Regions from separate parts of the Homo sapiens genome. Here region 1 is linked to region 2. The links are chromatin loops, found by intact Hi-C in ENCODE. Cell type or tissue: CD14-positive monocyte. All regions are shown on one strand.

The links. Hi-C counts contacts between places; a loop is a spot of excess contacts. Peaks named below come from ENCODE experiments on the same cell type or tissue, not always from the same donor. Only the 100,000 strongest peaks of a DNase experiment are listed, where the experiment ranks them.
Region 1: a loop joins it to region 2, with 3 times the contacts of the local background. A loop is called at or near these places in 2 of 110 quality-filtered maps.

What each region holds. Positions count from the first base shown.
Region 1 is chr5:157,457,026-157,462,025 of GRCh38, forward strand. NIPAL4 (NIPA like domain containing 4) reads left to right here and starts at 3,188. Exons shown (of 6, transcript NM_001099287.2): 1 at 3,188-3,332. The coding sequence starts at 3,296. NIPAL4-DT (NIPAL4 divergent transcript) reads right to left here and starts at 3,075. Exons shown (of 3, transcript NR_136205.1): 1 at 2,983-3,075. RefSeq lists a silencer at 3,082-3,241. In CD14-positive monocyte, no CTCF peak of the experiment used is centred here; DNase peaks (open chromatin) are centred at 3,106 and 4,546; H3K4me3 peaks cover 1,038 bases; H3K27me3 peaks cover 3,511 bases.
Region 2 is chr5:157,146,078-157,151,077 of GRCh38, forward strand. No RefSeq gene overlaps it. Among named protein-coding and RNA genes, the nearest start is that of MED7, 5.7 kb to the left of the region's middle. In CD14-positive monocyte, CTCF peaks have their summits at 2,966 (motif pointing right) and 3,167; a DNase peak (open chromatin) is centred at 2,974.

The DNA of each region.
Region 1 (5,000 bases), 310 kb after region 2:
TATAACTAAGTGAGGTGATAGATGTATTAATTAGCTTAATCGTCGTTATCATTCACGATGTACACCTATATCAAATCATTATGTTGTACATTTTAAATATATATAACTTTCATTTGTCAGTCATACTTCAATAAAGCGAGGAAGAAAAAAGGTCAGACCAGAGGGAAATACTCCGAATCTCTCACCCTATGTTCTTGGAATAAAAGCAGTCAAGTTTGAATGCAGTGAGGGTTTGAGGACTGTACCACTCCAGGTTCAGTGCTGACTCCGTTTTATAGCACAAGGAGGAGCTGAACAGCAGAAATGCTTAGAGAAGAGAAAGATAAGTTGAATTCTCTTGTCAAATTCTCCCTTGCAGGTAGCATGGATGCATATATTTTTTCATCATGAAGTCTCACTTCCGAATAGGGCCAATCATCTAGTGTCTTGCTGCTCTGTGTTCAAATTCATATAGTCTTGGAGGTGTTCCCCTCTACCTGAACGGTGGTACCACACACCTCCAAAGTTAGAGGCGGGCCTGGGCACACTCACCTGCAGACTTGGATATATTCTGTTGGCAATGGCTATGACTTCTGTCAACTAAAAGAAAATCAAGCTTTTAAGGAATTAAAGTTAGTTTTATTCAGAAGTCTTACTGAGGTTCTGTAATCCCAGCATTTTGGGAGGCCGGGGCAGGTGGAACACCTGAAGTCAGGAGTTTGAGATCAGCCTGGCTAACATGGTGAAACACTGTCTCTACTAAAAATACAAAAATTAGCTGGGCGTGGTGGTGGGCGCCTGTAATCCCAGCTACTCCGGAAGCTGAGGTGGGAGAATCGCTTGAACATGGGAGGCGGAGCTTGCAGTGAGCCGAGGTCGAGCCACTGCACTCCAGCCTGGGCAACAGAGTGAGACTCTGTCTCAAAAAAAAAAAAAAAAAAAAAAGCAGAAGTCTTACTGAGGACTAGAGACTGAAGACAAAGTCTGGGAGGAGTCTTTCAGAGAGGTCCTGTCCCACTGCTCTGAAACAGTGTTTTAGCTCATAGCTGATATACACGTAGCAGAAGTGCAGTATGTGCTCAAACATTACATCAAACTTGCTCAGAAGTTACAGTAAAGCAGAATCACATGAAAGTCTGGGTGCAAGAGTATATCTGGTTATAGATGATAGAGGCATAGTCACTAACCTTGTCAAACATTATCCTATGTGTAGGAATAGGCAAGGTCTAGGGTCATTTATCTTTTAAGAAATATAGTGTCTCAGGCAAAAGTTGTGGGGGCCTTGTGCTGTATCCTGCTTTGTTTTCAAAGCATTTTTCCAGAGAGGTGCACATCATTACAGAATCAAGGGCTTGTGAAATTATGCAGCAAGTAAAATGAGCAAACGTGGCTTGTTACATTTGCTGTGTCTCACATTTCCCTTTCTCTTTTAACCTCTCCCTTCCCCAACCCGATCCCGACCCCTTGGAGAAGGGGCTGTTGCATTTGACAAAGAAATTGATCCTTATGTAGAGTAAGCAACTTGTTTAAAGTCATCCAGCAAATTAGAGGAAGCCCCATGCTGGGAGAACCCATCCTTAGAGGCCCAGCTAGAGGTCCGCAAGTAGACAGTGGAGGGTCGTAGGTAGGAGGACAGGCTTGGGGTCAGAGCAGCTCGGTTTACACCTGGCACCCTCGTTCACTAGCTGTGCAACCTTGGGAGCAAGTGTCTCAGAGTATTTAAAGGACAGTTTTTTCTATTCCTATACAAGATGTTAACATTAAGGGAAGCTGGTGACAGGTATATGGGAACTCTCTATACTATTTTCGTAACTCTTCTATAAGTCTAAAATTATCTCATGATAAAATTTTTAAAAATAACAGTTTCCTCTTATCTGTAGCATGGAAAGAGTAAGGATATCTGTCTCCTAGGAGGCTTCGATGAGACAGTGCCTGGAAAGGGGTTAGCACAGTGTCTGGCCCATGCTGACGACTCCATACATAACAATTCTTAAAAGCTGCCTCCTCCAGGAAGCCGGTGAGCACCACTGGCAGAACCAATCACTGCTTTCTCAGTAGCCCCACACCCTCACTGCCCAGGAGCAGTTTATTTCAGTGTAAAATGCCAGGCGGCTTAATGTGACCACTGACAGCACGAGTTTGATCCTGGCTTTTCTGCTTCTCAGCTGAGATCCCCAGCAAGTTACTTGAGCACTTTGTGCCTCAGTTTCCTTTTGGTAAATAATAAAAGTCTGTACATTATAAGGCGGTCATGAAGATTAAATGAACTGGAATTTTTCAGCACTTAGAACTCTGCCTGGCCTATAGCAAACTCTACATACCTATTTTTATGCTCCAGGTCAGTGGTTTTCTAACTTGCTTTTTACTGTTACCCATAGTAACAAATATGCTTTCCATCACAACGTGTGTATGTGTGTGTGTGTATAAATAATTTTAAAGTGGTAATTTCAAAAACATTGGTCTCTAAGAGATGATCACATTTTGTTTCCCCCATTAAAATATAAGGTACTTGGGGGACAGGGAATAGTCTGACTCATTTTGGTCTCCAATCACTTCATTTCCTTCTTTCATTTAATTTACCAAGCTCCTATTATCTATTCATTAGACATAAATATATATTGAGCATTAACTCACTATGTACCTGTTACCTACCAGCACAGATCAGACCTGGGTTGAATCAATGAACGGGTAAGGCAAGGAAAGGAGGTCGCAGGGCAGAAGGCAGGGAGGAAGGGCAGGAGGGTGAAATGGAAGGAAGGGAGGAAAGGTGGAGGGGAGGAAGGAGAGGGGGAGGGTAGGAGGGCGAGAAGGAAGGAAAAGAAGGAACCCAGGTTCCCAATTGGCAGCAGTACCCACTTCCAACCCCTATGTTGCCACTTCCACCTCGGCAGGAAAGTTGCCCCTTCTCCAGCCATCTAGGTCCCCTGTACTCTTTCCCTGGGGATGGAGCTGGGTGCCGGTGCAGGCATCGGAGGAGCGGTGCCGGGGAACCCGCCTCCTCACCTCTTGCCCCTAGCACGGGGCGGTGACTCCAGAGCTGGGAGCCTGGCAGCGTCCTCACCCCAGGAAGGCATGCGCCCCTCTGCGGGCGGCCCCAGCCCTGGGCCCCCTGCCCCCGGAATTGCCCAAGATGCCGGGTGACTCCTCCCCGGGGACTCTCCCACTCTGGGACGCGTCACTCTCCCCACCCCTGGGTCCGGACCCCGGCGGCTTCTCGCGCGCGAGCCACGCGGGGGACAAGTCGCGGCCACCTGCTCCGGAGCTGGGGAGCCCGGGCGCCGTCCGCCCGCGCGTCGGTTCGTGTGCCCCGGGCCCCATGGAGCTGCGGGTCAGCAACACCAGCTGCGAGAACGGTGCGTACGGCAGGGCTGGGGACCAGGCGGGCTCCGCGCTTCGCGCCCTCCCCTCCTTGCCACCGCTCTCCCTCGCATCCTCTCCTCCCAGGGGGGCCAAAGCTGGGGAGGGGCAGGGCCAGCACGAGGTGGCTCCCACCCAGCTTTGAAGATCTGGGTTCTGGCTGAGACTTCACTTTCATCTTCGCAGCTGGGATGGCTGAGAGGAGTCAGGGAAGGAAAGTATGTCCCCTGGGTTGAGATGGGGGGTTAGTGGGGGGCAGGCATTTTGACGACAGCAGACACCCTGAGAGGTGGTGGGGGCGGGGGGAGGATTCTGTGTTTTTAATGTGTAGTTGCTTCAGGTTTTAGTACCTGCGCAGTTTGGGCTTTCTCTCTGGGTCAATGGGAGGACCATCACAGGACGGTCTTGTCTTTGGAAAAGAAAAAGAACCACAGGAAGGGGTAAAGAAAGACCCCTGACTTCCTATTGCGTTCTGACCATAAAGCAGGTAGTGGACTAGGCCCTTTACCCGCATTATCTCACTGAATCCTTAAAACAACTCTAGAAGGTAGGTAGGTATTATTATTTTACTATCTTGCTATCCCCACTCTAAAGATCCAGAAACTGAGGCTCTGAGCAGCTAATAATTTGCTCAAGGTAATACAGTGAGGAAATGGAATATAGATCCAAGGCTGGTGGACAGTAAAACCTCAACTCCTTCCTTGGTGTGGCTCCACTTTCCTACCTTGTCTTGGAACTGCAGGCTGTGGCATGTCCCTGTTTCTCTAACCTCTTCCCTTCTACAGTGAAGCTTTCAAAGCCAGCCTGTTAGGTGTCTGACTTTGGTTTCCTGAACAAGGCAGGCATTTTCAGCCTCACCTTTTCTCTAGGCCAGAATGTGTTCCCCAGTCCTAGCATATTCTGGAAGAGATAACAGGAATCATCTGGCCCATGCTCAGAATTGGATTACTTTGGCCATCAGCCCTCTGTCTTTTACTTTTCACTGCAGTGGGAGAACTTGACTCAATGGAGGATGCTCAGCCCTTGGGTGTTGCGGGCTTTACTGTGACAGCCAAGTCCATCCACAGAGGGTTCGTTGGCTCCATCTGCTAGAGGTGCACCTTCAGGGAGCAGGGGAAGGGCGTGGGGATGAGTTTGGTCTTCCTCTCAGGAGTCACCTCCCCTAGCCCATGTTCTCCCAGGTTCTGGCTCATTTCCTGGGCTCAGGGAACTCCCCAGATTCAGCTCTTGGGCAAGGAAGCCTGAGCTGGAGAAACAGGAATGAGCAGTGCAGAACAAGTCTGATTAGGGACTGAGATGCCTCTTGTCTCATCTTCCCTTGATTGTGACACGAGTTTTGGAAAGAGAGATATCACACTGCAAAAGACACATGGATGTGCCCCAGTGGGTGCTGGATCCAGATCTTTCACCAGATGTTGGGGTGACTTAAGCAAGCTCTTCCCTTTCTCAGGGCCTCAGTTTCCCCAGAAAAAATAAGAATTTAGACTGCTTTCTAAGGGCTCTTCAAGCTCTGTTATTCATGGGTCTGTGTCGTGGAAGAAAGGTCAACATTGCCTTTAGTCTGTTCCACCAAGATGCCACTCTGCCCTGCAGATGTGCCAGAGCCAGAGTTGCTTGACCATGGACTTTGGGGCCCTTCCAGGCACTGCCTGGGAGTTCTAGGT
Region 2 (5,000 bases):
CTAAATTACAAGCAGAAATTTTTAGTTTCCACCCTATTGATTTTTTAAAATGTAGATTTATTGAGGGATACTTTACATAGAATAAAATTAACTCTAGGTGAATAGTTATAAGAGTTTTGATAAATACATACTGACATAAAACCACTACCACCCGGATTAAGATGTAGAATATTTCATCACCCCAAACAACTTTTTTTTATTTCAATTCCTTCCCTTTATCCCCATCCTCTAGTAACCACTGATCTGATCCCTGTTCATATAGTTTTACCTTTTGCAGAATGTCATATAAATGAAATTAGAAAGTATGTAGTTTTTGGTGTCTGGTTCCTTTCACTTAGCATAATACTTTTGAAGTCCATCAATGTTGTTCAATGTATAATACTTTGTTCCTTTTTACAGATAAGGAATATTCCATTGTATGAATATACTGTAATTCATGTATCCATTCACTGGTTAATAGACATTTGGGTTATTTCAGTTTGAGGTGATTCTTAACAAAGATACTATAAACATTCCCATGCAAGTCAATTGTATGGACATATGTTTTCATTTCTTTTGGATAACAACATAGTGACAAAATTGCTGGACATTATAATAATTATATGTTTAACTATATGAGAAACTACCAAGCAGTTTTCTAAAGAGGCTGCTTATTTTTCATTTCTCAGCAATCTATCGGAGGTATAGTTGCCCTCAATCTGCAAATTGGTGTTATCCTTTTAATTTTTACTTTTTGCTATTCTAATATCTGTATAATGATTTTAATTTGCATTTCCTTAGTATTGGGTATCTTTCATGTGTTTACTGGCCATGTATATCTTTTCTTTGGCGAACTGTCTGTTCAAAATTTTTGCCCATTTTTTAAATTGGCATGTTTTCTTACTATTGAATTGTAAGGGTGCACACACACAAATACACACAAGATATAAGTCCTTGATAAGATATGTCTTTTACAAATATTTTCTCCTAGTCTGTGGTTAATCATTTCATTTTTTAAGTGTCTTTCAGCAAGCAGAGTTTTTTTATTTTGATGATGACAAGTTTATCAATTATTTTATTTTATGGCTCATACTTTTTGTGTCCTTTCCAAGAATCTTTGCCTAACTCAAAGTCAAAGATTTTTCCTCTGTTTTCTTCTACAAGTTTTCTAATTTTAAGTTTTACGTTTAGGTCTATGATCCTTTTGGGGTTAATTTTTGTATTTGATGCCCAGTAAGGGTCAAAACTCCTTTTATTTGTTTATTTATGCTTATAGAAGTCGAATTGTTACAGCAACTTGTTGATTTTGTTGGCCTTACTACCTCTGTCATTGGTAGGCAGGTTTATAGATAGTAATCCCTGAGCGTCTGTTAGTCAGTTACATTGTATCTTTGGCTTGCTGATCAGCCCGGCAGAATCATTGGAAGATAGCAAGTAAAAATTTTTATCTCCAAGCTGGGCATGGTGGCATGCACCTGGGGTCCCAGTTACTTGGGAGGCTGAGGTAGGAGGATTGCTTGAGCTGATATAGCGCCACTGTACTCCAACCTGAGCAACAGAGTGAAACTCTGCCAAAAAAAAAAACGGAAAAAAAAAGGCTGGGCATGGTGGCTCACGCCTGTAATCCCAACACTTTGGGAGGCCGAGGCAGGCACATCACCTGAGGTCAGGAATTCGACACCAGCCTGACCAACATGGAGAAACCTCTACTAAAAATACAAAATTAGCCAGGCATGGTGGCACACGCCTGTAATCCCAGCTACTCAGGAGACTGAGGCAGGAGAATCACTTGAACCCGGGAGGCAAAGTTTGCAGTGAGCCAAGATCGCACAATTGTCCTCCAGCCTGGGCAACAAGAGTGAAACTCCGTCTCAAAAAAAAAAAAAAAAGAAAAGAAAAGAAAAGAAAAATTTCATCTCCAGTCCCTGTTTCTTCCTGATTTTTATAAGCTCATATACTGTATATGGTTTTAACGATGCACTTTTTTTTTTTTTCTTTCTGGAGACAAGCTCTTACTGTGTCACCCAGGCTGCAGTGCAATGGTGTGATCTCGGCTCACTGCAGCCTCTGCCTCTCAGGTTCAAGTGATTCTCCTGCCTCAGCCTCCTGAGTAGCTGGGACTATAGATGCACACCATCACGCCCAGCTAATTTTTTTACTTTTATAGAAACGGGGTTTCACCATGTTGTCCAGGCTGGTCTTGAACTCCTCACTTCAGGTGATCCACCTGTAGCAGGAAGAGCCGCAGACAAAACTCCTCAGACACCGGATTAAAGAAGGAAGAGGTTATTTATTCAGCCAGGAGCGTCGGCAGACTTGTGTCTTAGGAGCCAAGCTCCCCGAAAAAGAAATTCTCGGCCTTTTTAAAGACTTACAACTTTAAGGGGTCCATGTGAAAGAGTCGTAATACATCAAGCAAGCGTGGGAAACGTGACTGGGGGCTACATGCATCAGCTAACAGAACAAAAAGTTTTACAATGCTTTTTTCATGCAGTGTCTGGAATTTACAGATAACACAAGTAGTTTAGGTCAGGGGTTGATGTTATTGTTACTTTTTTTAACTCCTAGGGCTGGGTGGTGTTGCCAAGGTTGTCTGGCTATTTATCTTACTTTTGTTTTTTTCCAACTTTTTGCTTTTTCTCTCTTTCCTCCTGTCTTGTGAACTAGGCAAGGTGAGGGGAGGAAGGCAGCAGGAGTAGTAGTGGTCTCCTGCCTTATACCCACCTTGACCTCCCGAAGTGTTGGGATTACAGGCATGAGCCACCGTCCCCGGCCTTAATGATGCACTTTGGATGAGAGTCATTGCTAATGTATTTTTTTTCTGCAGTCTGCAGTATAGTTTCAATTCCTAATCACTATTTTTTTGTTGTTGTTACTTCATGGCTGCTAATGACCTTATCACTAAAACGTCAACAATCCAGATCTGTGTGCAGCACATGGGTGGGGAGAGTGCTTGTGGTTTGCTTTGCCTACAGCATTTTTTCTTACCAGCAGGGGGAGCAGCAACCTTGGCATTTGGAAATAATCCCCAGCTTAAACTTTTCTATGGGAAAGATTTGTGTCTTGCATATTGGGTCCTCCTGAGTTGTTACTTGCAGGCTGAAGAACCTAAAATGAATTTGTAATCCTACAAAAAGGCAGGTAAGCCCTTTTGAATTTGTTGTAGCTGTTACTATTAAAATCTACATTTACCTTATGTGGAATTTCACCAGAGGAAAAAAATAGCCATGCCATCATCATACCTGTTCTTTGAATTATCACAAAATATACCCATTACGGCCGGGCACGGTGGCTCACGCTTGTAATCCCAGCAGTTTGGGAGGCTGAGGTAAGTGGATCACCTAAGATCAGGAGTTGGAGACCAGCCTGGCCAACATGGCGAAACCCTGTCTCTACTAAAAGTACAAAAATTAGCCAGGCGTGGCTGTGTGTGCCTGTAATCCCAGCTACTCGGGAGCCCGAGGCAGGAGAATCGCTTGAACCCAGGAGGCAGAAGTTGCAGTGAGCTGAGATTGCAGCATTGCACTCCAGCCTGGGCAACAGAGCAAGACTCCGTCTCAACAACAACAAAAAATAACTGTTTTATTGATTTATTGATTGATTGATTTTCTATACACTCCCTAAAGGATCTGGGCTCTGTCCGATCCATTTAAGTTCCCGCTTTAAGATCCATCTCAAAGATGGTCTTCTCCAAAAGGTTTCTCTCAGTTCACCCAAATAAAAATTACCTCTCACCAACTCAAAGCCTCTTTCCTTTACTTCTTACAGCACTCCTCTAGCTGAAGTTGTAATTATGCGCCTGTTTTATTTCTATGGCTGTAGCTAAGTTCCTGACTTATCTGGGCATCCCCTTAACAATCCCTGGAATTACCTCACACATGGCCAATGTTGAATATATTTTTGTTCAAAGACAGATTTGAGCAAAAGCAAAAGAAAGAAGAAAAAAAATCTCCTGAATGGTGTGTGTACAAATGTGAACTACCTGCTTTCAGTGTAGCTTCATATCAGGATCAAGACTAAGTGGAGGTGTGTAAGGAACACGCCTCATGCACAAAATTAAGGAGGAGCAAACTCAGTAATCAAGATAAATAATATCGGCTGGGCGCGGTGGCTTACGCCTGTAATCCCAGCCCTTTGGGAGGCTCACGCAGGAGAATTGCTTGAACCTGGGAGGCGGGGGTTGCGGTGAACTGAGATCGCACCATTGCACTCCAGCCTGGGCAACAAGAGCAAAACTCCGTCTCAAAAAAAAAAAAAAGATAAATAATATCTTAACACAATATTTTAAATTAAAAAATTAAGGGAAAAACTCATGATCTACAAAATATTACAATTTCTTTTCAGCTCTCGCAACTTCCACCTCCTTGGTTCAAGTGATTCTCCTGCTTCAGCCTCTCGAGTAGCTAGAATTACAGGCATGCGCCACCATTCCCGACTAATTTTGTATTTTTAGTAGAGACGGGGTTTCTCCATGTTGGTCAGGCTGGTCTCGAACTCCCAACCTCAGGTGATCCGCCTGCCTCGGCCTCCCAAAGTGCTGGGATTACAAGTATGAGCCACCACTCCCAGCCAAAATATTACAGTTTAAATAAAGACAGGATTAGTAGTTCACATACCACCATTTAGAGAAGAGAGGTTTTTCATGAAACTGTAAAAGGCCAGAATTATTTTCCCGAGGGTATGGGTGGTAGTGCCCTCTTAGACAGGATTTTAAAGTTTAATGATGCATTTATTCACCCCCAATATATATATTATATATCATATATATTTTAATATAGATTTGTAATGTATATTAAAATATACATTACAAAAATACAATATATTTATATATTATATAAATTATATATTATGTATTATATATTTTATATTATATATAATGTATTTATATAATTATATATTCTGTATTTTTATATATTATATATCTTTGGCGAATGGATGTATTTATTAGGAAATAAATATTTTGAGAAAGGGTCTCACTCTGTCGCCCAGGCTGTAGTGCAGTGGCAGGATCTCAGCTCACT